Linked DNA regions of Mus musculus: regions 2, 3 and 4 are each linked to region 1. The links are chromatin loops, found by intact Hi-C in ENCODE. Cell type or tissue: heart. All regions are shown on one strand.

Evidence for each region. Peaks named below come from ENCODE experiments on the same cell type or tissue, not always from the same donor. Only the 100,000 strongest peaks of a DNase experiment are listed, where the experiment ranks them.
Region 2: it touches region 1 in a loop (2.9-fold over the local background); 27 of 42 quality-filtered maps call a loop at or near these places.
Region 3: a loop joins it to region 1, with 8 times the contacts of the local background. A loop is called at or near these places in 12 of 42 quality-filtered maps.
Region 4: a loop joins it to region 1, with 25 times the contacts of the local background. A loop is called at or near these places in 26 of 42 quality-filtered maps.

Annotation. Positions count from the first base shown.
Region 1 is chr4:147,121,549-147,129,548 of GRCm38, forward strand. Zfp978 (zinc finger protein 978) reads left to right here and starts at 3,334. Exons shown (of 5, transcript NM_001378742.1): 1 at 3,334-3,779. It also overlaps the pseudogene Vmn2r-ps18. In heart, no CTCF peak of the experiment used is centred here; DNase peaks (open chromatin) are centred at 3,403 and 3,493; H3K4me3 peaks cover 815 bases; H3K27ac peaks cover 588 bases.
Region 2 is chr4:147,421,924-147,429,923 of GRCm38, forward strand. No RefSeq gene overlaps it. Among named protein-coding and RNA genes, the nearest start is that of Gm46898, 14 kb to the left of the region's middle. In heart, a CTCF peak has its summit at 4,207 (motif pointing right); DNase peaks (open chromatin) are centred at 1,448, 1,858 and 3,848.
Region 3 is chr4:145,552,915-145,560,914 of GRCm38, forward strand. It overlaps the pseudogene Gm21978. Among named protein-coding and RNA genes, the nearest start is that of Gm13212, 28 kb to the right of the region's middle. In heart, no CTCF peak of the experiment used is centred here; no DNase peak of the experiment used is centred here.
Region 4 is chr4:147,438,402-147,446,401 of GRCm38, forward strand. It overlaps Zfp982 (zinc finger protein 982), which reads left to right and starts at 4,713. Exons shown (of 5, transcript NM_001371348.1): 1 at 4,713-5,138. It also overlaps the pseudogene Gm13161 and the pseudogene Vmn2r-ps19. In heart, no CTCF peak of the experiment used is centred here; DNase peaks (open chromatin) are centred at 4,950 and 5,350; H3K4me3 peaks cover 778 bases; H3K27ac peaks cover 621 bases.

The DNA.
Region 1 (8,000 bases):
AGCAGGGCGCGGGGGAAAGGGATAGGGGATTTTCACAGGGGGAACTAGGAAAGGAGATAACATTTAAAATGTAAATAAAGAAAATATCTAATAAAAAAAGAATAAATACAAGAAAGGAGAAAGAAATTGAAGAATATCTCAGAAAATTGAAAGATCTCTGATGTTCATGGATTGGCAGAATTTACATAGTAAAAATGGCCATCCCACCAAAGGCAATCTATAGATTCAATGTAATCCCCATCAAAATCCTAACACATTTCTTCAAATATATGGAAAGAGCAGTTCTCAAAATCATTTGGAAAGGTGAAAAATCCAGAATGGCAAAAACAATTCTTAACAATAAAGCATTCAAATGTAACCATTAGGATTTACTTTTGAGAATGGACACATGCCATTGATATTTGTCACTTAGTATAAATTTTCTGATAGTTCCATACATTTTCTTGCCAATTTTCTCATTTCAGTTTTCTTTGTAGATAAATACAATTCCACTTGGAAGTGCATTACTTTTTCATTAGCCATGTTTCATTTGATAGATCCCAATTCTGGCTGGTCATTGCACCTCCTTTCCTTCAGTCTCTTCTCTATTTTTGTCTCTTCTGTTCTTTTACAGAAACTATTTTGGGTCAGAATCTTTGACTGTTGGATGGCAATCCCGTCTGTCCACTTGATGCTGTTTTTCTACTGGAGATGGACTCTTTGAGTTTCCTCTACCCACTGTACAGTATTTCATCTAAGGTCTCTCCCTTTGATTTTTGAGATTCTCTCACCTCCAAGGTCTTCAGAACACCCTAGAGGCTCCTTTCTGGCTACAGGAGATGGCCTCTTAAGAAATCATATCCCCAAAGAAGTGAGTCACAGCTAAAGTCACCTCCACTGATTCTTGGGGGCTTCCTTATACTTCCTTATAGTCTCTGTCTCATCCTGAACATGCCCCACACCTCCTCACCATAGTCAGGTGCAGATTTCCATTCATTTTCATGGACATCTGGCCATCTCTTCTGTCTTTCCGAACACCTGATTATGAATTGCCCTCCCCAACCCCTCTCCATCCCAGCTCCCTTCCTCCATCTTCCTCATATGACTATTTTATCCCTCCTTCTAAGTGAGATTCAAACTTCTTCCCTTGGTCCTTCCTTCTTGTTTAGTTTCTCTGGGTCTATGGAATGTAACATTTTACTTGTATTTTTTGGCTAATATCCACTTTTAAGTGAGTATATGTCATCCATGTTGTTTTTGGACTAAGTTAGCTCACTCAGGACGATATTCTCAAGTTATATCCATTTACCTGCAAAATTCGTGATGTCTTGGTTATTAGTAGCTGAATAGTATTCCATTGTGTAAATGTACCACATTCTCCTTATCTACTCTTCAGTGAGAGACATCTTTTCAGTTTCTGCCTATTATGAATAAAGCTTCTATGATCATAGTGTAGCAAGTGTTTTGTGGGATATTGGAGCATCATTTGGGTATATGCCCATTAGTGGTATAGCTGGGTCTTTAGGTAGAACTTCTTCCGTTTTTCTGCAAACACACACACACACACACACACACACACACAATTGATTTTCCAAGTGGTTGAATAAATTTTCACTTGCACCAACAATGAAAGAGTTGTTCCCCTTGCTCCACATCCTCAGCAGCATATTCTAACTTTTTTTATCTTAGCCATTCTGATGGGTATAAGATGGAGGATGAAAAGGACTTGCTTTTGACAAAAATGTCAAACCCAGACAATGGAAAAAGAAAGTATCTTCAAAAAATGGTGCTGACTTAATTGAATGTCAGCATTTGGAAGAATGTAAATAGATACATATCTGCCACCATGCACAAAATTCAAATCCAAGGGAATCAAAGACCTTAATATAAAGCTGAATACACTAAGTCTAAGGGAAAAGAATGTGGGGAATAGTCTTAAACTCATGGGTATAGGAGACAACTTTCTGAACAGAACACCAATGGCTCAAGGCTGTAAGACAAACTATTAATAAGTGGGAACCTTTCAAGCTGAAAGGCTTCTGTAAGGCAAATATATTGTAAATAAGACAAAACAACAGATAACAGAATGGGAAAGACCTTCACCAACCCTACATATGACAGTGGGTTACTATCCAAAATATATAAAGTACTCAAGAAGTCGGCCACCAACAAACCAAATAACCCAATTTTTAAAATGTGATACAGAGCTAAACAGAATTCTCAACAGAGGTACAACAGTGCACCCATGAGGAAGACCCAGCTCTGCTGTGCTCATGCCATTGGGATTACCTCACTTGCAAGCCCCATATGCAGGGACAGCTCTACTGTGCTGTGAGATGCAGGGCCTGCTGTCTCAGCTGCTAGAAAGGTGAGGATCACAATCAGCTCTGCTGCTCTCATGACTCCCTTGAAGCCAACTCATTTGCCCCCAGCTAGTATCAAGGGACAGTCTCCTGCCACCTTCTGATCCACCTTCCCTTTATCTGCTCAGTTATCAGCTCTCCTGTATTTTACAAATTTAGGTGGGGAGCTGGTTTACAAGAAATCACCTGAGTGCAGACTCATTCCTTGTTCACAACCACTCACAGGAGAATGGAATTAACATCAAATATAATTAGCTCTGGGGCTATTCATAACATTTCCTCCTTTCTGTCCAATTAAAAGACTATTTTATCTCAGATATAATTGAACATAACTATTATTATTTTGTAATTTATAAAGTACTAGAGACCTAACACCCAGTCCACCATCTTTGTTAATTAAACAGAACCTCTGTCATGGATCTTTACTTAAAAGACTTATAATTCTACATCTGGATATATCTTGGCTTTATATTGAATGCCATCTTAAAACCATCCTCTCAGAACTGTTCCTCTCAAAGTAAAAAACCTGGGTTGGCTAGTAGACTGCAGTTTTTCAACCCCATCAGAAATCCAAGAATGACTGATATTAACTGAAAATATAAAGAAAGCCTAACACAGCTTCCAAAACTTAGTCAATTTACAGAGATCACGGATCACTTGGACAGTCCCTTACTTCAACATGTTGGAGCATTGGTATTCAGCTTATTGCCCAGAGTCATCTGACAGACTTAGAGAAACAGAAATATTTTTTTAATATTTTTATTAGATATTTTCCCCATTTACATTTCCAATGCTATCTCAAAAGCCCCCTATACCCTCCCCCTGAGAAACAGAAATATTAAGGAGTAGCTTACTAAGGGGACCCACTTAGCCAACTCAGGTAGCTTACTAGAAAGCTCACTTGAGGAACCGATCCTGATTAAGGGGCCGGAGGCGGGTCCTGGGCACTAGCGGTTCCGACCCCGCCCTCCGTGCCGCACCCGAGTGGCCCCCAGCCGAGCGGGCCCCCACTTCTCGGCCCGACCCAGACCCTTCTGCGCCTCCCTTGGCCATTGTCCGGCTCCAGGAGGCCGGCCCCGCGGCCCCCCGGCGGCCTCCGGTGCTCGGGCCCGCGTCAGCCTCCTGGCTCCATACGCGAGCTCGGGGATCTGTGGCCTCCGTAGTCCCCCTCCCCAGCCCGCCCTGTTGTGGAGCCCGGCGGGGCGGCGGCTGCAAGGGGGGGAGGGGCGGGGGAAAGGGGTTGCTGCGCTCAGGAGAGGCCCTGGCTCCGCCCCGGGCCTGCCCAAGGGGAGAGCGGAGCGGTCAGCAGCCGGGTCGGGTCGGGGCCCCGCCCGAGAGGAGAGTGGAGCGGCAGCGGTGGCAGAAATGATGGAAGAACTGCATAGCCTGGACCCACGAAGGCAGGAATTACTAGAGGCCAGGTTCACTGGAGTTGGTGTAAGTAAGGGACCACTCAACAGTGTGTCTTCTAACCAGAGTTTGTGCAGCGTGGGGTCCTTGAGTGATAAAGAAGTAGAGACTCCTGAGAAAAAGCAGAATGACCAGCGAAATCGGAAAAGGAAAGCTGAGCCATATGACACTAGCCAAGGGAAAGGCACTTCTAGGGGGACATAAACTTAGTGATTCCTTTGAGTTTGCTGGGGGAAGCTGGCCAGGAACCAGCCCTGGCAGAAGTGTTCCACCAGATGCATGATCCTCATATCAACATTCCTTATCCAATCCCTTACTGCTTCAAGTAGAACCGCCTCTGTATGGTTTAGATGGCAGTGCAGCAAAGGAGGCCTCAGAAGAGCAGTCTGCTCTGCCCACCCTCATGTCAGTGATGTTAGCAAAACTGCGACTTGACACAGAGCAGTTGGCACCACAGGGAGCTGGCCTCTGCTTCACTTTCATCTCTGCTCAACAAAACAGTCCTTCTTCTATGGGTTCCAGTGTTTGAAAGTGACCTGTGATTGTGGAAGCTGCAATGATGATACTTTCTTTTTGTTGTTTTGTTGTTCTTTTTTTTATTTGTTTGTTTCTTTGGTTTTTTTTTTTTTGTTGTTGTTGTTGTTGTTTTTTTGAGTCAGGGTTTCTCTGTATAGCCCTGGCTGTCCTGGAACTCACTTTGTAGACCAGGCTGGCCTCGGACTCAGAAATTCCCCTGCCTCTGCCTCCCAAGTGCTGGGATTGAAGTCATGGGCCACCATTCCCAGCGGTGATAATGTCTTTTCTCCATCACATGTTTATTAGTGCGTGAAGTGTTCAGAGGATTGGCACACCATCACAGAGCTTAGATTACTATTGCATCCATACACCTTTGACATCTCTGGCCTATGGAGACCCTTTGAGAATGGATCTTGCCTATATGCGTCTATGTTTCCCTGCCTTCAGAGGTATGATTCTTGGGATTTTTGTGAATCACCCAGCACCTTCCATCTGGAAAGCCAGTAGGCACCCTCTCATCTGCATTCTGCCCATTTCTCTCATCTTCTCTTTCCTTGGCTTCATGATATTCACAGGCCATTCAAACTCAGTCATTTTTATCGTGAGGCAAACCATGTTCATAGGTTCATAGACTGGGATTTTTTTTTTTTCCCTAAACTTTTGGCCAAGTAGATCTTGGTTCTGGATTTCACAGTGGTTTTGTTTTTTGTTTGTTTGTTTGTTTGTTTTGAGACAGGGTTTCTCTTTATAGCCCTGGCTGTCCTGGACCTTACTTTGTAGACCAGGCTGGCCTCAAACTCAGAAATCTGCCTGCCTCTGCCTCCTGAGTGCTGGGATTAAAAGGCGTGCGCCAACATGCCTGGCTCAGAGTGTTCTTTTACTGAAATTTATTCACAGCATGAACATCATCATTAATAGTTCATGTGTAGGCATTAGTACTTGTATCTCACAAATTATAGTCTCAAATTTCTGGTCTTTTCTGCATTTTTCTGTGAAACATTTTGCTGGCTTCTGGTAAAGTATATCCTCTATAGGTCATTATAAATGAAAGACATCAAAAAGCTAAAATTCCAAAGGGAAGAAATTTTGTGCTCAAAACTGAGTTTATTAGTCAGAATGAAAGACTATGATTGATGTTTACTGGTTAAGTGATACAAGCATGGTGGTCTCTGCAAACACTAGGTCTGGTAGAATAACAATCCATGAGACCAAAAGAAATCTAGTTCAATACCACTCTATAAATATTTCTACACTGGTTGTGGGTGTTTTGTGTGTTATTGCCAATGAAATTCTAGCAGCACTCAGGGAAAATCTTTCCCAGTGAATATGTGAACAGTTCTGAAGTAAAAGGTCTCCTGACAGTCAGAAGCCATGATATACCACAATGTCCCATGGAACAATTAACCACACACAAGAAATTTATTGGGAAAACACTACAGGGAGGCTGCCTCTGTTCAGGTGAGAAGCCCAAGAGAAATGAGTGGGAGGCAGGCTTTTCATAGTTTAATTTTTTGGGGTGGGTGTGGCGGAAGGATTTTCAGAATTGGAAATAGCTCTGGTTGGAGATTGCCTGGATTTTATGTTCTGAATTTGAGTAAACTAAGGAGTTTCTGAGTTATTAAAACTGGGAAGTAAACTATAAGTTTTCCCGGTAGACTCAGTTGCCAATGCTGAGTGAAACTTCAAGATTCTGATCTCAGGGTTGTTTATTTTAGGAACAAGTAAGCACAGTATAATTTTGGAAAGAAATTTTTTGGTAATAGTTGTCTCAATTGTATGTATACAATGCAAATAAATGTGTGGCTACCTCAAAGGTTTTTTGCAAAGTACATGTGAGTCTTTCTTTAAAGTTGGATTCTAAAACTAAAGAGCCTAGAGGAGGATCAAGCATACAGTGTAGAGGACACCAAGCTGTAAAGTACATGTCCTATATCCCCCAAGGATGGTTTGTACTGATGGAGAAACAATGATCTAGGATGATTGTCTGGGACAACTTAATAGTCTGGGACTTTCAGGTTTGGTTTGGCACTACATCTACCACAGGTCACCAAGCTGCTTACTACATCCATTCCTTTACTTCTGGTTAAAAAAAAAAAAAGTGTACTTCTCTTGCACTGAAGAGAAAGCGCTGTGGTTTTACATCCCTGGTTAACTTAGTGCTTATTCTTGACCATAATTTCCTTTTGCCCTCTACAGAAAAATATATTTTATGGTTGTTTCTGGTTCATAGGATGTTAATGTTGTGTTAGTGTAAATGGAAAGACAGTCAAAAGATGTTTTCTAGAATATAAAATATGTTGTTGAGATATACAAAGTGTGATTACATTGCTTGACTCTATAGACATGAAACTTGCAAATGCTGCTAGCATAATCCCAGCAATCAGAACACTGTGGCAGGTGTATTCCTCTTGATTTGAGGTCAGACTACTCTACATCAAAGTGACATTCCAACCTGTGGGCCCCAATTGCCTCTTCTGTCCTGCTTGGATTCTCCAAGTGTATTGAGGTGGATTTCCTAACCTTTTCAGTGGGTGTGTCTGTATTTTCAAATTTTTATTGGCAGAGAACTGAGTGCTAGCAGGATCTTGATATTGTCATTTCTATGGCCCATCACCAGCTTTACATTTGTAAATACTCCTCCCACCCCTGCTGAGATACTTGAATGGCAAGCAGCTCTCTAAGCCTTGAGGCAATCCAGAGAAGTTCTGGTGATGTTTCACACATGATTGCTTGTAAGAAAAAACCTGACATCCAATTCCTGGGACAAGAATTGGAGGGCCGAATTTCTGGATATTAAAAGAGATGTAGAGAGGAGAATGCAGATGGAGATTTAGTGGGAGACAGAGAAGATAACAGATAGATGAGAACGGAGCGGGAGAGAGGTTAAGAGGTATCTATGTATGAGGTCATAGGCTTGAATTGTCTTAAATCTAAATGATAGCTGGGAGACTGCTCCAATGAAAGTTTTATGCTTTATAGTATATAGAAACCTTTTCATTACTTATAACACTGGTGTGTCCACAAACACTCCCAGTACACTCATGACCAAGCACCCTTGTGTATATAGATATATAACATTTTACCAGAGTGCTTTTGGTATTTAAGTCAAATTAGACATTGATTGGTTATTCCCAGTAAATTCATGACATCATTGCCCTAAGCATATTTTGCTGAAAGGAAAAATTATAGATCAACGTCTTTTTGGTTGGTTCTGTGTATATATTTCACTTTGTGTACCTTTCAAAGCACCTTCCATAAAGAGGACAATGGAACATAAGAGTCAATGTTCTTGCAGGCACCAGTTTGCCCTTTTCATATACAGTGTTTTGTGTCAGCCCTGTCTTTAGCAATGAAGACTTATTGTCAGTTTGTTAAAAGCAACCCCTTTTGTTGTCAGTGGCCAGCAGTCTTTGGATATTTTTATGAAACCACTTTGGCTAGCAACTTTCTTGATGTAACACAGTGGAAAAGACAAGATCAACTGGAACTCCATCTCTTTCAGAATTCAGAGATTTCATTTGAAACACCTTCATACACTTATAAGCTGGTACTTAAAAAAAATTTATTTTTTGTTTTGTTTTGTGAACATCTTACTAAGACTACATCCAGCAGGACTCCATGGAGTCTTGCTCCATGGTGCTTTCCTATGCATTGGCAGAACTGTACGTGTGACAATGTATTATATAAAACATCTTACCTTGTAATAGATGGGGAATTTTCCTGGACCTTACA
Region 2 (8,000 bases), 300 kb after region 1:
GGACACAGTACAGGCTGAGCATCCCTTGATCCAAAATAGTTGGGGCCATAAGTGATTCAGACTTGAGAATGTGTGCATGTATTCCTTAAAGTCTTATGTCAGACCCAAATCTAAGTGCAAAACGTGTTCACACTTCCTTATTCACATACACTTTGCAGTACAGTCTGCAGGTAACTGTACCTGCATTTTTACTGTGATGTGTCACAGAAGGCCACTTGTACAATATTCAACATTTTATTACTCCAAATGTTTCAGACTATGGAATACTTCAGTTTTGGGACTTTTGGATTTGGGGTTCATACTTGCATTGTTTCTGTGTTCTTGGGAGTAGAAGGGCATGTTCAAGAGAACCCCGTTTAATGCTCGCTCCCATCACAGCTGCCACTCTGCAAGGCCTGCAACCTACATACTCCTCTGCAAGGCTCAGTCTTTGAATAGTTCAGGTCAGGTGGACAATTTTAGAGGCCATATCTAATAACCCCTGTAAGTGTGGACTCTTTCCTTGACCAAGAGTCGCCCAGAGTAGATCTCGTTGGGGCAGCATTATCCAAAGTGTATTTCTAGACCAGCACTAATTGACAAACTTATGGTGATTATTACTGGGTATTAATTGCAAATCCACAGACATTATCCTAATCCTATTAAATCAGAATCCTGGAGAGCGGTTTCTTAAATCAGTATTTTCCTTATGGCTCTGTGAGGGGTGGTGCTGCTGTACTTGAACCAGGGTTGTGAGGATGTCTTCCTACTGACCTACACCCTGCTGATGAGCTAATATACCCTGAGAATTGACATTTACTAAGGCTCACCACATGTAACTATTGATAAATACTTGTTTCTATCAGTAGTTCTCAACCAGGATCAATTGTGCTTCTTATGTAAGATTCTTAAATAAAACACACTTTTTAAACATAATAATTATAATCTAAGACTCAGGTTCCATTTGTATCTGTTTATAATCCCCTCCCCGCCATGCAAGCAATCCTAATTAAATACAATGGGACACATATACACCACACACGCGTGCACGCACACACACACACATACACACAAAAATAACCAGAAGGGGGAAGACAAAATTTAGTGGAGAGTGGGAGTAAAGGAGGATAATGAGGAGAAAGATAAAAAAGTATATTTTATATGTGTGTGTGTTCAAAATTGAAAAATAAAAAGAATCACTATAGAAAAATAAAAACGAAAAACTTCCAATATATGCTCCTCAGAGGGCTCTCAGCCTCTGCATGGACTTAGTGCTGAGTATTGGGCGTAAGGCATGCTTTGGCCCCCTAAGTTTCTGCTTCCCTGTGTATGTCATGAAGATCTCAGTCCCATGATTATTGTGCTCTTGCCATAGAGTACAACAACGGGTCAGAGAAGTCTGGTTACCTCTCATCCCTCTAGCTTACCCTGGAAATTGTACCACATTCTCTCTAACAGTGAAGCTGTACCTGCTGGCCTTTGAGGTCACTGCTGTCGCCCTGAGGTTAGGGTATCCATTTCCATGTCAATCACACCTACCATTCTGTCTGACCTACAGAGTTCTTCAGATCTAAGTCATCTATTATTATGTCTTCTTTGTGTCTGGCTCACCAAAGCATTTATTAGATGTGAGCCATAGCTACCAGTTTTAAAATATGTATGTATGTATGTATGTGTGTGTGTGTATGTATGTATGTATGTATGTATGTATGTATGTATGTATGTATGTATATATGTGTCTGTCCAAGTGTATGCATTCTTATTGTAAGTACACACATTTGTCTACATACATGAAGGCCAGAAGAGAGAGTCAACATACCCACCTTTATTACCCTGTGCCTACTTCTTTGAGCCAGGGCCTCTGCCTGAATGTGAAACTCATTTCCTTGGTAGGATGGATGCAATCCCCAGTCATTCTCTTGTCTCTGGCCCGTCTCAGAGTGGGGGTTACAGGCATACATGAGACGTCCAACTTGTAACATAGATGCTACAATTCAAACTCTGACTTTCATGATTACACAGCAAGCACTCTTAACAGCTAAGCCAGTTCTCTAGTTCCAGTCTATTCATTTTTAAACATTTATTTGGTTAGGGGTTCATGCAATGATACTATAGAGCGTGTGTAGAGGTCAGAGAACAACTTGGAGAAGTTGATTCTCCCCTTCCACCATATGGGTCCTAGTGATTGATCTTTGGTCGTTGTGCTTAACAGCAAGTGTCTTTAGCTTCTATGCCACCTGCTGACTCTCATCAGTGAATTTTTAATGTACTGATGGAAGTATTATCCCAGAGAGTCAAGTTGAAGATGGACATGCCCCATCCCCTAGCTGAACATAATGGGCCCATTATTTCTGTAAATGTTGCTATCTTTTGTCAAAATTTTCTTAGAGATTTTCTGATTTTTCAATTGCAGACTCTAGAATGTTATTAGCTATCCTTTTCAAACTGTTACTGCCACCTTCATTATTCCACCAACATGCTATATTCTAAATCCTTGGGGTCTAATTCCTTGGGAATTGTGCTCTCATCAATGACTTTGATTTAATTTCTTTGGGTGATTGGGATTCTAAGGCTGGCCTTAAACTTGCTGTTTGCTGTTCATCTGACTCAGCCTCCTTAGTGGTGGGATTACAGATACGAGAGGCCATACTTAGCTTTGATGATTACAACCCCCAGGAGCCACACATCCCCAGCTCTTCCTAAGTGGACAGCTCCTAAAGCAGCATGGTTTTAGGATGAGATCGCTCCCTCTGGAGGAGGCCAAGTTACTGTCTCTGATCGTTAGTCCAGATATCTATCTATTGCTGCCTACAAAACCATCTCACATTTAAGTCAGCAATTTATTACTAATCTCTTTGTTTGAGTAGAGTGGGTTTGAAAGAGAACCCAAGGACAAGACTAGAGAGCTGATGGAATTTGAGGGGATTTTTGAAGAGTGTTGTTGTAAAAGAGTTCAGAGCAATAGAACAATTGGAAGGAAATGTGGGATTAAGAGAAGGACTGAAAAAACTGAAAATAAAAAAAAAGAGAGAACGACTGGAGATGGGGTAAATAAATACCAGCATGTTTATGCTGTGCCAAGTGATCCGGAAGACTTCATATTTATAAGATGACACAGAGGAGAAAGAGGAAAGGGCTGTCACTGAGCAAGGAAAGAAATGGAATTTGATACAAAGCAGCTGCTCTGGTCTTTACTTAGAAAGGTAGACTGCTCCTCTCATTACAATAAGGTGGGCACTGCCAGTAATCTCAAAGTTCCCCTTTGCTTCAATTTTCTCAGTAAAGCAGGAAATGATATTATCACTCGAGAATGATACACACATGTGCATGGGGGGAGGGCGAATATGATTGGGAGAATGAATGAATGAATGAATGAATGAATGAATCAGATGACTATTGAAATAGAAAAATAAGGACAATGACAGGAGTGGTGTGACACATAGCAAGAATTTCTCTTTCTCCCTCTTCCCCCTCCCTCCCCCCCCAGAGAGAGAGAGAGAGAGAGAGACTGCAAAAGGCTGAGGCTAGCCACCATACAGTATCAGCTGGATACCAATGAGACATCAGAATTCTTGACCCTGAATTTAAAATCAGATGAGTCATTATTTTTTATGTTTTCCCCAGTTTCATGCAGGATGGAAAAAAAATAGAGAAGTTAGAGTTAGTGGGTTTTGTCTAGAGTCTGCCTAGGTAAAAGAGGGAGTTTAGGTGCTCTCAGAGGTGTGAATACAACAAAAGATTGTGGACTTTCAGCAGGCGTGGGAACATGAGAACTAAAGAAGACCACATAGGATGCAGCACAGTGAGGGAGTGGTGTGCAGCTTCTTGAGGGGTCTCGAGGAAGAATTGGGTTACTAATGGTGACTTGAAAGGGAGAGAAATTGGGGTGGCAACCCCCAAGACATTACCTGGGAGAACTTTGCAGAAGCAGGGAAGAGTGTTGGGAAGGTCATCTGTGTACTGAGTTACTGAGATCTGAGACAAAAGGCATGCTGGACAGTGTCAAAGATGGCAGTGGTGGTGAGACTCCGATAGTGACAACGTTTAAGGATGTGGAATTCAAAGCTGAGGTTCAGTGAGGACTGTTAGATGGTCCAATTTGGAATGTTAATAGTTTGTGTTACTTTCCCCTCTAGGAATAAGCAATATCAGAATGTGAATGTCCTAATGCTTTTAGGAAAACTTGTTTGTGTAAAGATGTTTCATGCTTTAATCACCAGAGGGTGCCAGAGTCAAGCAAATGATTTTTCTTCTCTTCATATGTGTATACAATATAGGTTGAGTATATACATACTCTACTGGGCCCCCCTCCAGCCCCTTGAGAACTCACCCCCAGCACATTTTCCCCTCAACTTCATGAAATAAACACACACATACACACAAGCGCACAAACACACACTTCTGAAACAAATATCCAATAAGTGCTGCTTGTATGTATTTGGGTACTTTTAGTTTTCATCTGTAGCTGAGATAATCTTCAAGTAGTGGAAGGAGGCACTATTTATATTGGAGAGGGGAAGTGTGTAAGTGAGAATTTGCCACATAAACTAGGACATGTGTTCTTCTCTCCATACAAATCTCCAACTTCTTATATTTTTGTTTGTGAACCTAGTCTTTAGTGGCTCGGCCATCTCTTCGGCTCCAAAGCTCTAATTCCTATAATTAAAATGAAAACAGGAGAAAGTGGACAAACTGGCCTTCACCTTGATGGTGGGGAAACCCTCTCCTCTTTACTCCACCTCCCTAACTATCTTTACTGCACACTTCATGTTTCCCTTTGATATAATGAGACAATGTTTCAAATAAGAGAATTGTTGCATTCAGAAAAGTAGGTAGGGCTTCCAAAACTAGCCTGAAGTATTCTTTAAATTCTAACAGCTTTGGTTTTTGTCTTCTATGGCAATTCTTCTGAACTTGTCTTAGTTTTAGATAAGCCTTCCATGCTAAGTACATTAAAACCCATATGTCCAGACCCCTTTGGAGTGGTGGGGGGTGAGGGAGGGTCCTGCCTGGCACTTCTGTAGGTCAGAGGACAACTCTAAGGTATAGATTCTCCTCCTTCCACCTTGTGAGATCCACAGATCAAACTCAGATTGCAAGTCCTGTGATTGTTTGCCTCTACTGGCTGAGTTATCTCAAGACTCGAAAATGATTTTTCTATTTAAGTATTTCTATTAAATTTTTTATCTTTTAATTAGCCAAAACATTCTCATTCTCTTTCTGTGTCTCTATTCCTCTGTCTGTCTCTGACTGTCTGTCTCTGTCTGTCTGTCTGTCTGTCTCTGTCTCTCTCTCTCTCTGTCTCTCTCTCTCGCCTGAATAAGGAGAAAGCAAGCTAGGCATCAGCACCCATCTCTTTCTGCTTCCTGGATGCAGATGCAGTGTGAACTGCGGTCAAATGTCCCGGCTGCCAGAATTGCCTCTCTATAGTGCAATATGCCCTCAAGCTCAGAGACAAATAAACCCTTTCTTCCTAGTTTCCTTTGTTAAAGTATTTTTTCACCATATAAGAGAAGTAGCTAATACATATTTTTTATTTCAAGCAGAGGATATTTAGTTTGTATGTGATTTAACATTTTAAACATTTGAAGACCTTCACACGGTGTCACTTATGAGCAGTGTTTAGATTTTCAGAACAGACATGTTTCAGAAATAAAGGACTTATCACCAAGGCAGAAACGCAGGCAACCCTTTCAGTCTTCTTAAAACCCAGGCAAAAAGGCATGTATAATTAGTGAAAATAGCAAATACCAGAAGTTACTGTTTTGCCCTTAAGTTATCTGTGGCAAAGCTGTACTGCTATATTCTCTCATCTTCTCCTTCTCCCTCTCCTCCTCTACCTTCCCCACTCTCCTGCCCCCACTGCATGAGAACACTTGCCATTTGCTTGAGTAAACTAGCTTTGCTTACACTTTTACTTTATTTTTATTTTCACTTTATTTTATTATGCAAGAACACTATGGTACTGGAAACACAAATACCCTGTGGCCCACAGTCTTTCCACAGAATTGGTCAGTATGTGTATCATTTGTTTCTTTCCACATCCTTAATTTTGCTCTTTCTTTTCTGTAAGGTCTGCCTTTATTTGTTACTTGACCTTTTTCCCTTACAAGTTTTAATATTCTTTCTTTGTTTTATGCATTTGATGTTTTAATTATTATGTGACAGGAGGAACTTCTTTTCTGGTCCAATCTATTTGGAGTTCTGTAGGCTTCTTGTATGTTCATCGGCATCTCTTTCTTTAGGTTAGAAAACTTTTCTTCTATAATTTTATTGAAGATACTTATTGGCTCTTTTAGTTGGGAATCTTCCCTCTCTTCTATACTTATTATCCTTAGGTTTAGTCTTCTCATTGTGTCCTGGATTTCCTGGATGTTTTGGGTTAGGAGCTGTTTGCATTTTGCATTGTCTCTGACTGTTGTGTCAATGTTTTCTATGGTATCTTCTGCACCTGAGATTCTCTCTTCTATCTCTTGCATTCTGTTGGTGATGCTTGCATCTATGACACCTGATCTCTTTCCTAGGTTTTCTAACTCCAGGGTTGTCTCCCCTTTGTGCTTTCTTTATTTTTCTATTTTCATTTTTAGATCCTGGATGGTTTTGTTCATTTCCTTCGTGTGTTTGGTTGTGTTTTTCTGTAATTCTTTAAGGGATTTTTGTGTTTCCTCTTTAAGGGCTTCTAGCTGTTTACCCATGTTCTCCTGTATTTCTTTAAGGGAGTTATCTATGTCCTTCTTAAAGTCCTCTCTCCCCATCATGAGAAGTAATTTTAGATCAGAATCTTGCCTTTCCAGTGTGATGGTGTATCCAGGACTAGCTATGGAGGGAGAATTGGGTTCTAATGATGCCGAGTAACTTTGGTTTCTGTTGCTTATACTTTGAGATTTTTAAATTGACTCCAGACTCTTTAAAATAAAGGTTTAGCTCAAAGAACAGAAAAGAAAACAATGTCTGTTTTCTTCTGCAGCTTTGATAGGTTAAATTTGTAGCTACGCTTGTTTCACCAATCGTATTTAAATTTGGTAGAGTGGAGGAGTTTGTATAGAAGTAAGTTTGATAACAAGTCCCAAGTTGTTGCAGTATGTGCCCGTTAAATGCAAAATATGATTGCAAGTTCCATGAAATCAGGAAGATAAGTTGGGCTTGAACGATGCTGGTGGGTCACTGAAGGTGGGCTTAGCTTTCTCACGGTTGCTGCCTCCTTGGCCAGAAGCTCTTTGCTTTTTCCTGAGGCACAGCCAGTAGCAGGGACACAAAAGGAAATGTCCAAAGAGTCCCTGGAGTTCCCTTTTCTTCAGCTCGCACTGGCAGGAAACCCGAAAACCTTCTCACTTCTCTAAAGTATAATTACCAAAGACATTTCAATTTGATTTTTTTAAAAATCATTTAAAAGTCTTCACAAAACACCAGCAGGGTACAATGTTTGACTTCACCAACATGTACATTTTCCCAATGGCTATCTGAATTCATGACTCTCAAACGCTTTATTTGGTAAAGTCAAGATTCTAATCTTAAAGATTAAATGATATTTATGCCAATTATATTTCTAGTTATAGTTTCTTTTCTCTCTTCAAACAGAAGAGACCAAACTTTCAGCCACTCTTCCTAAATGCACACTGATTCCAATCCAGTTGCTGTTAAAAATAACTAAAAATATAAGTAACACATACACACACACTAATTTTAAAAACTACACCTCTTCTGCTTGCAAAAAGATAATATTATCTTTTGCTTATGTTCAGCAGTCTCATCATTCCTCCCCTACAATGTTCATGGGGACCCAGAGTCTGCTAAGAATATTCTTTCCTCACAGCTGACTATAGAGTTCCAAGTCTACAACCAGCCTATATACCTAAGGTTAAAAGATTATCATGAAACAAAAATTGGAAAGCTTGTAAAATCCAGAGAGTCAGAATGTCTGATGTGAGATTGTGTTTACTACATGTTATAGCAGTGGTTATCAACCTGTTGGTCACGACCTCTTTGGGGGCAATCCTTTCACAGATGTTGCCTAAAGCCAT
Region 3 (8,000 bases), 1.6 Mb before region 1:
TTATCGCCAGATAGTCAGAAAGTACTGCTTTTTCAAACCCGTTCTCTCATGTGTAAATCATCTCTAGCACACACAAGCACCTATGAGAATTACCTTCGCTTCTCTAGATTTTCACATAGCTCTAAACACATATAAAAAAACACACAAAACAGCCGGCCATGGTGGCGCCCGCCTTTAATCCCAGCACTTGGGAGGCAGAGGCAGGCGGATTTCTGAGTTCGAGGCCAGCCTGGTCTACAAAGTGAATTCCAGGACATCCAGGGCTATATAGAGAAACCCTGGCTCGAAAAACAAAAAAACAAAACACACACAAAAAAGACCACAAAACAAAAACCAACAGATCTAGACACACGTGACCCTTTTGTGTCCTCCACAAGCAGGCCAGCTTCAACAACAGAACTCGGTCCCTCTGATCGATCTCCGGAAACTACCAGACAGCCCTGGCTCTCCCAACTTCCCAGGGCATCCCCCAGGGTGGCAGCCTGTAGGTCCTCTTAGTAAGTCTGCGGACCACAGTCCTCCGGTCCTTAAGGCCTGAGAGGACAGCTGCAAACAGAAAGCACGCGTTTCAGAAAACATCATCATCTACAAACCCAAAGACATCTTTGTCCACTTCCACTGGGACAACCAAAACCAGAGAAATGACCCAGAGGTCTCTGAATCAGATGGGTGGTTCACGACAAGAGGGTAACAATTTCACTACCGACCAACAGATGGGACGAAGGTCCCTACATATGGGACAAAGGTCCCTACAGATGGGCCCTACAGGTGGGACAAAGGTTCCTACAGATGGGACAAAGGTGCCATGAAGTCATCTCTGCTACTGGGTGACTCCTGGGGAGAGGTGAACAATGTCTAGACAGCCCACAGAGAGTACCACCACAGACCAAAGACACCCTCCCACCAAGGTATGACTCAGTGGATCAGGGAGTGTGTGGGGTTACTTGGCAGAGCAGTGACTCAAAAGCTGCTTCAGCATAGAAAACCCCACCCCAGGGCAAGTGAGGATTCCTAAAGGCTACATGCCTGGAGCTTTCTTCTGGACTTGCAGGGGGCTCAGCACAGCATGAAGGCTAATTCTGATTGTCTAGTTGGTTGGATCTGAAATTAACTATGAGACAAACCTCTGTGTGGGTCTATAGAGGTGTTTCTAGGGTGGGTGAAGATTCCCAGAGGAGACAGAAGTTAAAGGAAAATACACTGCTATTTGTTTGCCTACCTTCATTCCTTGCTGGTAAGTGTGCCTGTCTCATTTCTTTGAGAAGCCCAGTTTCTTCAGCCTTTCAATATGGGCTGAAGCCCAGAGACTCTCCAGGAATGCCCAAGGCCTTCAACACCATATTGGAACTGCTAAGTCATCCAGCTCATGGATAGAGGAACCACTGGGTCCATATCATGGAAGTCAATGCAACCAGTCTTCCTTATGATATGTATTCTGTCTCAGATCCTCTCCTAAAGGACCCTGACTAACACATGTGTTACTGTGTGAACTCCTGGAGGGTGGGTGTTCCTGTCTCTGTCTCCCATGTAGGGAGCTGGTATGACTGGCTGGAACCTCCATCTGTGAACTTCTCTGATGCTCCCTTCTGGAGCAACAAATGCCACTATCCTTGAATCAGACAAGGCAGTATGACATGACAGAGTAGGCAGCTGCCCTTTAAGATGCAATTTCAGCTACTGCAGAAGGAACACAACTCCACTTCCCACAGCTCCCATACCTACACCTCCCACACCAAAACCTCCCACAACTTCCACTCCTATATCTCTCATGTCTTTACCACCCACACCTTTACCTCCCACACCTTGGTGACCTCCTACAGTCACTTTGGTTACAGAGCAAGAGGTCAGGTTCCATTTGCAAATCTGACCTGCTTGCTCTTCACCTTAGTGTCCCCAGACTGGAAATGCTGGTGACAGCTACTCTAACTCACTCTCTGTAATATGAGAAGGTGGTACTCAGGGTCCCTGCTCCTTGCCTACAACCTCCTCCTCCTCCTCCCCTCCTCTTCCTCCTTTACTTCCTTCTCCTCTCCTACCTCTTCCTCCCTATGTTTCTCCATCCTCCTTTTAACCCAAAAGAGGTGGATGACTTACAAAGGGCAAATGAGTCAGAGATAGGGAAGCAGAAAAAGAGAATGATTTTACTAAGTTATTATTCAGAGGTGCTTTCTGAGACAGAGAATAAGAGCAACCCTATCATTCACACAGCAGATACCTGGGCAGGAGATCTGTGGTGTCAGCCAACAGCCATTGCATGAGCAAGTAGGCCAGGAGCCTCAGGCTACCAGCTAGCCACCACAGAGGAGACTGCTGTGTACACACAAAAAAGGGACATTTAGCCCAATGGTCATAGAGGACACTGAGGTGGGATGGAAGCATGACCTCATCTGAGAGGATGGAGCCCTAACACTCTGTTATCCAGCTGTGACTCTGCAAGGCGAGTGCATCCTTGATGGGTGGATATAAATTGAGAGAGCATGTGAGATTTTTTTTCTGCTTATATTTTTATTTCATACTTTAAACTTTACTTTATCCTAATTTTGATGTATAGGTTTTCACTGAATATTAAGTTGTGATTTTAATCTCCTTGAGGACAAGTTGTTCTTCATGTACATACAAATTCTCTGCAGAGTCCTGTAAATATATAAACAGATCTTCTCCCAGAAAAACATCAGTCATTTTTATTATCCTGTTAATAGGTCTTTATTTTATTAGGGGCTAGAAAAGTTTAAAAAATTGACTTATTTATTGTTATATAAAGTATTATAAGGAGATCAATAATTATAATTTTACTTTTTTAAAAAGATTTATTTATTTATTATATGTAAGTACACTGTAGCTGTCTTCAGACACTCCAGAAGAGGGCATCAGATCTTGTTACAGATGGTTGTGAGCCACTATGTGGTTGCTGGGATTTGAACTCCAGACCTTCGGAAGAGCAGTCGGGTGCTCTTACCCACTGAGCCATCTCACCAGCCCTACTTTGTAATTTAGATGTCTATATCTTTTAAGGTTTGATGAGCTCATTCTACAATAGCCTGTCCCTGTGAATTATAGGAGATGTCAGTGGAATATGAGAAACTAAGAGTCAAACACCAATTTTAATACGCCTTTTAAGTTTAATATGCCTTTTAAGTATTTTCTGATTTTGAGGCCTTGGCATTATAAACTAATAAAACAAATACTGTATCATATCTTTGAAGGTTTCCCCAGGTTAGGCAAAGGTATAAATAACAATGAGAATTCAGCATATATACATACAGGAATAAAAGCAAACTTTCCCAAAGACAGGACATGTGTAACATTTGTCTGTTTTAAATCCCAGGGATATAGGCTCATCAGGGGTTAAATACCCAAGCTGAGCTAACAGATTTGCAGGAATGCAGGAGCAGTTTTCTGAGTGCAGTGGTGATTTGTAATGTAAGATCTTGCTATGTTATCTTCATAGGAAAAGCAACAAGCTTTTGTTAAGAAATTAAACTAAGCCAGGCATGGTGGCGCACGCCTTTAATCCCAGCACTAGGGAGGCAGAGGCAGGTGGATTTCTGAGTTTGAGGCCAGCCTCGTCTACAGAGTGAGTTCCAGGACAGCCAGGGCTATACAGAGAAACCCTGTCTTGAAACCCCCCCCCCCAAAAAAAAGAAATTAAACTAATCCTTACCTTCATATATCTGATCAGGAAGCACAGAATGACCTTGCACATGTCCAGTAGAGAAAAGATAATTTCTAATCTGAAGTAAGACTTGTAATTCTGAAAGTTGGGGTTCTGAAAATTGTAAAATATCTGTTCCACAGGTTTTAAAAGGGGGCTTGTCCTTCATATTTAAAAGACAATGTATCTCAGATGCCTAGTGTTCAGGAAGTTGTATTGGGAGAGTATTTGAGGTACCTCCTTAAGCTGCAGCTGCTGTGCCTTACTCCCAGAACATTCAGCAGCTTTCACCTTCAAGGTCAGTGGAGCTGTTGGGATGGGAAATGGGCAGGAGCAGAGCAGGGGTGTGGAGCAGGGGTGCAGTTTCTCCTGCCACACTCACAATTCTGTTGTGGGTATCTTACCATTTTTAGGAAGTTTGAGATTCTATGAACCTGGGGGTTTTGGTGATGCTTGAATTAATTGTATACTTGCCAGAATATTTTTCTAAATAACCTCTTCGATCCTTGGCAGCCTCTGTAGTTTGTACACAGGAGTTCTCTTTGATAAAGCCTCAATAAAGCTCCTTGAACTCAAATTCTCCCATGTTTCTTAACTCCCCTGTTTCTCTGTTTGCTACTTCATTTCCCTTTTAACAGGGGACTGAATAGACATTCCAAAAGAGCTTTGTAGATATTAGTTATATGAGGGACCATTGCAGATTTCACCGAATTAGAAAATGTAGGTTATAAAGCACCATCAAATGGCTGTAAATATTAACATTTACTGAGTAAAGTTACAATCTCCATTAATTTTACACTGAGGTATATGCAGGTTTTGATGTAAATACAGCATTCAAAATGTGTCTTCATAGGATTAAGTATTAATGTTACACCTTAGGTTTGAATGAAAAACAAAGACAAGATTGCTGCAAAGTATGGCTGAAGAGAAGATATATTGTTGGTTCTGTTAAACCAGAGAATCGCCAGAGAAAAATGAATTCCACCATGTGGGTAAGCTTTATTAGATATTACATCCTGACTAAGAGATGGACTTGGGTCACATGCTACAGGGGGTTGTATAGGCTATGAGGATTTATCATTTTCCTAAGACTTGCAACCTGCAGCATTCCAAGAAGTTACCTGTTTCTTGGGCTGGTGGTGCTTAGAGGTTATAATATATGCCAGAGGACCAGGCACAAACCTATACAGGCCCTGTGTTTATTGCTTTTTTCTCTGTAAATTCACATGAACCTGGTTCATTTGATTCAGATAGCCTTTTCTCCTTGGGTCCTCTAACACATCTGGCTATTTCATTCTTTCTCACATGCAGTTGCCTGACCTATTTTGGGGTAGGTTTGATTTAAAGGTCTGTGACAAGGACTCTTGTCTTTACTTAACATCTGTGGGTAGGTTTCTGCATCTCTTCCTGTCTGATGCAGGAGGAAGCTTCTTGGATGGTGACAGAATAAGACACTGGTCTTGAGTATAACAGAATATCATTGGGGATCACATCGTTGATATTTTTCCTTGAGTGGTAGTGTTTGTTTTTCCCCTGGGTGTTTATTTTATCTACTGTGTGGTTCCTAGCTACTCATGCAGAATTGGTTATGAGTTTCAGCTTACAGAGTAGGATTTACGTCAAAAGAGACATTGGTTAGCTTTTCTTACATGGTTTGTGCCATCATTCCCCTAGCATATCTGGCAGGTAGACAAGATTTTAGCCAAAGGTTTTGAGGCTAGGTTGCTTTTCACATTTCTCTTTTGTTAGCCTGTTTAGCAACTTCACATACCAAAGAAAATATTATATAGGCAGGAAGGTTCACCTTCTCTGTGTCCAGTGAGTTCTCTGAATGATATGCTTGGTAATAGAGAACTGCTCTCAATTTTAACAGAGCAAAGAGTTATCTTAGCAACTGCCTAGGTTGCTTAGGGATCTAAGGGACCCACTTAGCCAACAACTCAATTGAATAAAACTCAGGTAGTGTACTAGAAAGCTCATTTGAAGCAAATACCATGTCAGTTGGGACTGCTTCACCCCCATTAGTAGGTCACTGAATATTGATTGTCTTTATAGCATTTAGGAAGTATATACCACTATAGGCTTCCATATCATCACTCAAATACCCCTCTAATTTCCAACTGTCTCTCAGCATTTTCTTCTTCAACCTTAACTTCCCTCCTACTTTCTACCTCATTTTCCCATTCACATCTCCATCTGCCTCCAGTCGATCCATGAAATCTATTTTATTTACCTGCACCAGGGAATCTGTGTGCCACTGTGTGCCACTGTGTGCTCTGAAGTCAACTCTTCTATACTTAATATCTCTAAATACAATGGGCTTATCCAGTTCATTATTTTAGCATTGGCTAATATCCACACATAAGTGAATATATTCCATATTTCTCCACCTGTGTCTGGCTTACCTTCATAGATAATTTTTTTCTAGGTACATCTATTTGTCTGAACATTTTAATATGGATGAATATCTATCTATCTATCTATCTATCTATCTATCTATTTATCTATCTATCTTTCATCAAAGTAATGAACAGCTGATATAAATTATCAGCTGTCTCTCTAAAAACAGAGAAGTCAGAACTGAGTTCCACATCTAGAGTAAGTTGCCTCAGTTGCTGTGGGAATGCTAGAACAACAGCTGCAGGGCTTTCCCCGTGTCTCAGATTCTTCACTCCCTCCAGGTATCCAATGGTACCTATGAAAGGGGAAAGGAAATTGTTAAACTCCGTAACCACACAAATGTCACAACAACCTTATCACTACTGATGTTAGCTACTGTACATCACAGTCTCTAATACTAGCAACAGTATCAAGACCAGATCTCAAACACCTGTTCCCATTGATCCTTCCTGTCCTGACTGGCTAGCATACGGCCTGTGCTCCACTGAAATTATATCGATAGGAAACAGGAATCCATTCTTCATTAAACTGAGCTTTCAAAAGCAGTCACACACCTTCTTAGCAAGTGTCTTGTGATGGTGCTGGAGGATCCTGGCTTTCATGTTCTGCACAGGAAGCTGACATAGATTATTTTTCCTGGGCTGCCAGGATCTTATGGATTCTTTTCTATGGGTGCTCTGAATTAGTTTGTGGTCCACCACCCAACAATTAATCCTCCCTCTTCCTGCTTTCAACCTGTCTATCTGAACCATGCTCTGCCTCACCCCATTTCACAACTAATTTTTGTTTATTGCAAGATTACACTTCTGTATGTCCAGATGTCCTGACACAAAAATGTCCACTTTCTGCCCCAGGTTCTCGTGAGCTGGCTTGGTATATTGACCAGACAGTTTTGGCAAATCTTTTCAAACAGGCCATAGATCTTCAGGTGTTCTACTTTGACAGCAATGAGCTATTCGTCTTCCAGAGTCAGTAGAACTGTGATTGACTGGAAGGCATACCCCATTCAATTATCCAAAATATTCAAAGAAATGTGTTTTTCTAGCAACATTAATAACATAGCAACATTTACACATAGGTAAATAAAATTTATACATATACGTCTTTAGTTTTTAATCAGTGAAGAGGATGGACATTTTGAATTAGAATTGTTGCTGTACCACAGTGACTTCAGTTACACCCTCAGCTGCAAAGGATGTGGATGTTGAAAAGCATCTCCCACCTGTGTCTGAAAGGGTCCTGTGACTGTGGAAGCTACAATGATGATACTTTTCTCCTCCTCCTCCTCCTGCTGCTGCTGCTGCTCTTCCTCCTCCTCCTTCTTTTTTTCTGTTTTGTTTTTGGTTTTTTTGTTGTTGTTTGTTTTTTTGAGATAGGGTTTCTCTATGTAGCCTTGGCAATCCTGGAACTCACTCTGTAGACCAGGTTGACCTTGAACTCAGAAATTCACCTGCCTCTGCCTCCCAAGTGTTGGGATTACAGGCATGGGCCACCACTCCCTGTGATGATACTTTCTTTTCTCTATGGCATGTATATTAGTGTGTGAAGTGTTCAGAGGCCTGGTACACCATCACAGAGCATAGATTACTACTGAGTCGATACACCTGTGACATCTCTGGCCTATGGAGACCATTTGAGAATGGCTATTACCTGTGAAATCTATGTTTCCCTGCCTTCAGAGGTCTGATTCTTGGGATTTTTGTGAATCACCCAGCACCTTCCATTTGGAAAACCAGTAACCACACTCTCACCTACATTCTGTGCATTTCACTCATCTTCTCTTTCTTTGGCTCCATGATATTCACAGGCCATTCACACTCAGTCAGTTTTATAGTGAAGCAAACCATGTTCGTAGGTGCATAGACTAGGATATTTTTTCCCAAACTTTTGGCCAAATTGACCGTGGTTCTCAATTTCAGAGTGTTCTTTTACTGAAATTTATTCACAC
Region 4 (8,000 bases), 320 kb after region 1:
AGAATCAACAAGATTGATAAATCCCTAGCCAAACTATCTAAACAGGCCCATACTGCACAAGGAAATAGAAGAAGTTATTAAAATCCTCCCACCCCAGAGGCAGTATCCAAATTACCAAAATCAGAAATGAAAAGGGAGACATAACAGAAATGGAGGCAATTCAAAAAAAAATCTTCAGATCCTATTATAAAAGCCTATACTCACCAAAACTAGAAAATCTAGATGAAATGGGTGGTGTTCTAGACAGATGACACATACCAAAGTTAAATCAAGGGCAGGTAAACTATCTAAACAGGCCCATACTGCACAAGGAAATACAAGTCATTAAAATCCTCCCACCCCAAAAAAGCCCAGGGTTAGATGGATTCAGTACAAAATTCTATTAGACCTTCAAAGAAGACCTGATACCAATTTTCTCAAACTATTTCATAAATCAGAAAGAGAAGGAACACTACCTAACTCATTTTATGAAGCCACAATTACTCTGACACGTAAACCACACAAGGACCTAACTAAAAAAGAGAACTTTATAACAATCTTGCTTATGATTATCAATGCAAAAATACTCAATAAAATTCTTGCAACTGAATCCAAGAACATATCAAAACCATCATTCAACATGATCATGTAGGCTTCATCCCAGGGATGCAAGGTTGTTTCAATATACGAAAATCCATCAATGTAATCCACTATGTAAACAAACTCAAAGAAAAAAAATCACATTATCATCTCCTTATATGCAGAAAAAGCATTTGACAAAATACAATACCCCTTCATGTTAAAAGTATGGGAGATATCAGGAATTCAAGGCCCATACCTAAACAGAGTAAAAGCAATTTACTGTAAACCAACAGCCAATATCAAATTAAATAGAGACATACTTGAAGCAAACCCACTGAAATTGGGGATAAGATATAGATGTCCACTCTCCCCATACCTATTCAATATAGTATTTGACGTGTTAGCTAGAATAATAACACAACAAAAAGAGATCAAGAGAATACAAATTGACAAAGAAGAAATAAGGTTATCACTAATGGCATATGATATGATAGTATACATAAGCGACCCCAACATTTATATCAGAGAACTCCCCCAGCTGATAACTCACTTCAGCAAAGTGGCTGTGTATAAAATTAACTCAAATAAATCAGTAGCCTTCCTTTATACAAATGATAAACAGACTGAGAAAGAAATTAGGGGAACAACTCCTTTCACAATAGCTACAAATAATATAAATTATCTTGCAGAAACTCTAACCAAACAAATGAAAGACCTGTATGACAGTAACTTCAAGTCTCTCAAGAAAGAAATTGAAGGTTCTATGCCCTAGTATAGGGGAATACCAGGGCCAGGAATGGGAGTGGGTGGGTTGGGGAGCAGGGGGAGGGGGAAAGGGATAGGGGATTTTCGCAGGGGGAACTAGGAAAGGAGATAACATTTAAAATGTAAATAAAGAAAATATCTAATAAAAAAGAATAAATACAAAAAAGGAGAAAGAAATTGAAGAATATCTCAGAAAATTGAGAGATCTCTGATGTTCATGGATTGGCAGAATTAACATAGTAAAAATGGCTATCCTACCAAAGGCAATCTATAGATTCAATGTAATCCCCATCAAAATCCTAACACATTCCTTCAAATGTATGGAAAGAGCAGTTCTCAAAATCATTTGGAAAGGTGAAAAATCCAGAATGGCAAAAACGATTCTTAACAATAAATCATTCAAATGTAACCATTAGGATTTACTTTTGAGAATGGACACATGCCATTGATATTTGTCACTTAGTATAAATTTTCTGATAGTTCCATACATTTTCTTGCCAATTTTCTCATTTCAGTTTTCTTTGTAGCTAAATACAATTCCACTTGGAAGTGCATTACTTTTTCATAAGCCATGTTTCATTTGATAGATCCCAATTCTGGCTGGTCATTGCACCTCCTTTCCCTCACTCTCTTCTCTATTTTTGTCTCTTCTGTTCTTTTACAGAAACTACTTTGGGTCAGAATCTTTGACTGTTGGATGGCAATCCCGTCTGTCCACTTGATGCTGTCTTTTTACTGGAGATGGACTATTTGAGTTTCCTCTACCCATTGTACAGTATTTCATCTAAGGTCTCTCCCTTTGATTTTTGAGATTCTCTCACCTCCAAGGTCTTCAGAATACCCTAGAGGCTCCTTTCTGGCTACAGGAGATGGCCTCTTAAGAAATCATATCCCCAAAGAAGTGAGTCACAGCTAAAGTCACCTCCACTGATTCTTGGGGGCCTTCCTTATACTAGGTCTCTGTCTCATCCTGAACATGCCCCACACCTCCTCACCATAGTCAGTTGCAGATTTCCATTCATTTTCATGGACATCTGGCCATCTCTTCTGTCTTTCCGAACACCTGATTATGAATTGCCCTCCCCAACCCCTCTCCATCCCAGCACCCTTCCTCCATCTTCCTCTTATGACTATTTTATTCCTCCTTCTAAGTGAGATTCAAACTTCTTCCCTTGGTCATTCCTTCTTGTTTAGTTTCTTTGGTTTTATGGAATGTAACATCTTACCTGTATTTTTTGGCTAATATCCACTTTTAAGTGAGTACATGTCATCCATGTTGTTTTTGGACTAAGTTACCTCACTCAGGATGATATTCTCAAGTTACATCCATTTACCTGCAAAATTCGTGATGTCTTGGTATTAATAGCTGAATAGAATTCCATTGTGTAGATGTACCACATTCTCCTTATCTACTCTTCAGTGAGAGACATCTTTCCAGTTTCTGCCTATTATGAATAAGGCTTCTATGAACATAGTGTAGCAAGTGTTTTGTGGGATATTGGAGCATCATTTGGGTATATGCTCATTAGTGGTATAGCTGGGTCTTTAGGTAGAACTTCTTCCGTTTTTCTGCGAACACACACACACACACACACACACACACAATTTATTTTTCCAAGTGGTTGAATAAGTTTCACTGCCACCAGCAATGAAAGAGTTGTTCCCCTTGCTCCACATCCTCAGCAGCATATTCTAACTTTTTTTTATCTTAGCAATTCTGATGGGTGTAAGATGGAGCCTGAAAAGGACTTGCTTTTGACAAAAATGTCAAACCCAAACAATGGAAAAAGAAAGTATCTTCAAAAAATGGTGCTGACTTAATTGAATGTCAGCATGTAGAAGAATGTAAATAGATACATATCTGCCACCATGCACAAAATTCAAATCCAAGGGGATCAAAGACCTTAATATAAAGCTGGATACACTAAGTCTAATGGAAAAGAACGTGGGGAATAATCTTGAACTCATGGGTATAGGAGACAACTTTCTGAACAGAACACCAATGGCTCAGGTTGTAAGACAAACTATTAATAAGTGGGAACCTTTGAAGCTGAAAGGCTTCTGTAAGGCAAATATATTGTAAATAAGACAAAACAACAGATAACAGAATGGGAAAAGACCTTCACCAACCCTACATATGACAGTGGGCTACTATCCAAAATATATAAAGTACCCGAGAAGTCAGCCACCAACAAACCAAATAATCAATTTTAAAAATGTGATACAGAGCTAAACAGAATTCTCAACAGAGGTACAACAGTGCACCCACGAGGAAGACCCAGCTCTGCTGTGCTCATGCCATTGAGATTACGTCACTTGCAAGCCCCATATGCAGGGACAGCTCTACTGTGCTGTGAGATGCAGGGCCTGCTGTCTCAGCTGCTAGGAAGGTGAGGATCACAATCAGCTCTGCTGCTCTCATGACTCCCTTGAAGCCAACTCATCTGCCCCCAGCTAGTATCAAGGGACAGTCTCCTGCCACCTTCTGATCCACCTTCCCTTTATCTGCCCAGTTATCAGCTCTCCTTTATTTTACAAATTTAGGTGGGGAGCTGGTTTACAAGAAATCACCTGAGTCAGACTCATTCCTTGTTCACAAATCACAGGAGAATGGAATTAACATCAAATATAATTAGCTCTGGGGCTATTCATAACATTTCCTCCTTTCTGTCCAATTAAAAGACTATTTTATCTCAGATATAATTGAACATAACTATTATTATTTTGTAATTTATAAAGTACTAGAGACCTAACACCCAGTCCATCATCTTTGTTAATTAAACAGAACCTCTGTCATGTATCTTTACTTAAAAGACTTATAATTCTACATCTGCATATATCTTGGCTTTATATTGAATGCCATCTTAAAACCATCCTCTCAGAACTGTTCCTCTCAAAGAAAAAAACCTGGGTTGGCTAGGAGACTACGCAGTTTTTCAACCCCATCAGAAATCCAAGAATGACTGATATTAACTGAAAATATAAAGAAAGCCTAACACAGCTTCCAAAACTTAGCCAATTTACAGAGATCACGGATCACTTGGACAGTCCCTTACTTCAACATGTTGGAGCACTGGTATTCAGCTTATTGCCCCGGGGTCATCTGACAGACTTAGAGAAACAGAAATATTTTTTAATATTTTTTATTAGATATTTTCCCCATTTTCATTTCCAATGCTATCTCAAAAGTCCCCCATACCCTCCCCCCGAGAAACAGAAATATTAAGGAGTAGCTTACTAAGGGGACCCACTTAGCCAACTCAGGTAGCTTACTAGAAAGCTCACTTGAGGAGTGGATCTGGATTAAGGGGCCGGAGGCGGGTCCTGGGCACTAACGGTTTCGACCCCGCACCCCGCCCTCCGCGCCGCACCCGAGTGGCCCCCAGTCGAGCGGGCCCCCACTTCTCGGCCCGACCCAGACCCTTCTGCGCCTCCCTTGGCCTTTGTCCGGCTCCAGGAGGCCGGCCCCGCGCCCCCTGGCAGCCGCCGGTGCCCGAGCACGCATCAGCCTCCTGGCTACATACGCGAGCTCGGGGAATCTGTGGCCTCCGTGACCCCTCTCCCCAGCCCGCCTTGTTGTGGAGCCCGGCGGGGCGGCGACTGCCAGGGCCGGGTTTGCGGCGCTCAGGAGAGGCCCCGGCTCCGCCCCGGGCCTGCACAGGGGGAGAGCGGAGCGGTCAGCAGCCGGGTCGGGTCGGGGCCCCTCCCGAGAGGAGAGTGAAGCGGCAGCGGCGGCAGAAAAGATGGAAGAACTGCATAGCCTGGACCCACGAAGGCAGGAATTACTAGAGGCCAGGTTCACTGGAGTTGGTGTAAGTAAGGGACCACTCAACAGTGTGTCTTCCAACCAGAGTTTGTGCAGCGTGGGGTCCTTGAGTGATAAAGAAGTAGAGACTCCTGAGAAAAAGCAGAATGACCTGCGAAATCGGAAAAGGAAAGCTGAGCCATATGACACTAGCAAGGGAAAGGCACTTCTAGGGGGACATAAACTTAGTGATTCCTTTGAGTTTGCTGGGGGAAGCGGGCCAGGAACCAGCCCTGGCAGAAGTGTTCCACCAGATGCATGATCCTCACGGCAACATTCCTTATCCAATCCCTTACCGCTTCGAGTAGAACCGCCTCTGTATGGTTTAGATGGCAGTGCAGCAAAGGAGGCCTCAGAAGAGCAGTCTGCTCTGCCCACCCTCATGTCAGTGATGTTAGCAAAACTGCGACTTGACACAGAGCAGTTGGCACCACAGGGAGCTGGCCTCTGCTTCACTTTCATCTCTGCTCAACAAAACAGTCCTTCTTCTATGGGTTCCAGTGTTTGAAAGTGACCTGTGATTGTGGAAGCTGCAATGAGGATACTGTCTTTTTGTTGTTGTTTTGTTGTTCTTTGTTTGTTTGTTTGGTTTTTTTTTGTTTGTTTGTTTCTTTGGGTTTTTTTTGTTTTTTTGAGACAGGGTTTCTCTGTATAGCCCTGGCTGTCCTGGAATTCACTTTGTAGACCAGGCTGGCCTTGGACTCATAAATTCCCCTGCCTCTGCCTCCCAAGTGCTGGGATTGAAGGCGTGGGCCACCATTCCCAGCGGTGATAATGTCTTTTCTCCATCACATGTTTATTAGTGCGTGAAGTGTTCAGAGGATTGGCACACCATCACAGAGCATAGATTACTATTGCATCCATACACCTTTGACATCTCTGGCCTATGGAGACCCTTTGAGAATGGATCTGGCCTATATGCATCTATGTTTCCCTGCCTTCAGAGGTCTGATTCTTGGGATTTTTGTGACTCACCCAGCACCTTCCATCTGGAAAGCCAGTAAGCACTCTCTCATCTACATTCTGCCCATTTCTCTCATCTTCTCTTTCCTTGGCTTCATAATATTCACAGGCCATTCAAACTCAGTTATTTTTATCGTGAGGCAAACCATGTTCATAGGTTCATAGACTGGGATTTTTTTCCCTAAACTTTTGGCCAAGTAGATCTTGGTTCTGGATTTCAGAGTGGTTTTGTTTTTTGTTTTTGTTTTTTGTTTTTTGTTGTTGTAGTTTTGTTTTGTTTTTTGAGACAGGGTTTCTCTTTATAGCCCTGGCTATCTTGGACCTTACTTTGTAGACCAGGCTGGCCTCAAACTCAGAAATCCGCCTGCCTCTGCCTCCCAAGTGCTGGGATTAAAGGCGTGTGCCACCATGCCCGGCTGAGTCTTTCTTTAAAGTTGGATTCTGAAACTAAAGAGCCTAGAGGAGGATCAAGCATACTGTGTAAACGACACCAAGCTGTAAGGTACATGTCCTATATCCCCCAAGTATGGTTTGTACTGATGGAGAAACAATGATCTAGGATGATTGTCTGGGACAATTTAATAGTCTGGGACTTCCAGGTGTGGTCTGCCACTACAATCTACCACAGGTCACCAAACTGCTTACTACATCCATTCTTTTACTTCTGGTTTAAAAAAAAAGTGTACTTCTCTTGCACTGAAGAGAAAACGCTGTGGTTTTACATCCCTGGTTAACTTAGAGCTTATTCTTGACCATAATTTCCTTTTGCCCTCTACAGAAAAAATATATTTTATGGTTGTTTCTGGTTCGTAGGATGTTAATGTTGTGTTAGTGTAAATGGAAAGACAGTCAAAAGATGTTTTCTAGAATATAAATTATGTTGTGGAGATATACAAAGTGTGATTACATTGCTTGACTCTATAGACATAAAACTTGCAAGTGCTGCTGGCATAATCCCAGCAATCAGAACATTGTGGCAGGTGTATTCCTCTTCATTTGAGGTCAGACTACTCTACATCAAAGTGACATTCCAACCTGTGGTCCCCAATTTCCTCTTCTGGCCTGCTTGGATTCTCCACATGTATGGAGGTGAATTTCCTAACCTTTTCAGTGGGTGTGTCTGTATTTTCAAATTTTTATTGGCAGAGAACTAGCAGGATCTTGATATTGTCATTTCTATGGCCCTTCACCAGCTTTACATTTGTAAATACTCCTCCCACCCCTGCTGAGATACTTGAATGGCAAGCAGCTCTCTAAGCCTTGAGGCAATCCAGAGAAGTTCTGGTGATGTTTTACACCTGATTGCTTCTAAGAAAAAAACCTGACATCCAATTCCTGGGACAAGAATTGGAGGGTGGAATTTCTGGATATTAAAAGAGATGTAGAGAGGAGAATGCAGATGTAGGAGATTTAGTGGGAGACAGAGAAGATAACAGATAGATGAGAACGACGCAGGAGAGAGGTTAAGAGGTATCTATGTATGAGGTCATAGGCTTGAATTGTCTTAATTCTAAATGATAGCTGGGAGACTGCTCCAATGAAAGTTTTATGCTTTACACTATATAGAAACCTTTTTAACTATTTATAACACTGGTGTGTCCACAAACACTCCCAGTATACTCATGTCCACACACACTTGTGTATATAGATATATAACATTTAACCAGAGTGCTTTTGGTATTTAAGTCAAATTAGACATTGATTGGTTATTCCCAGTAAATTCATGACATCATTGCCCTAAGCCTATTTTGCTGGAAGGAAAAATTATAGATCAACGTCTATTTTGGTTGGTTCTGTGTATATATTTCACCTTGTGTACGTTTCAAAGCACCTTCCATAAGGAGGACACTGGAACATAAGAGTCAATGTTCTTGGCACCAGTTTGACCTTTTCATATACAGTGTTT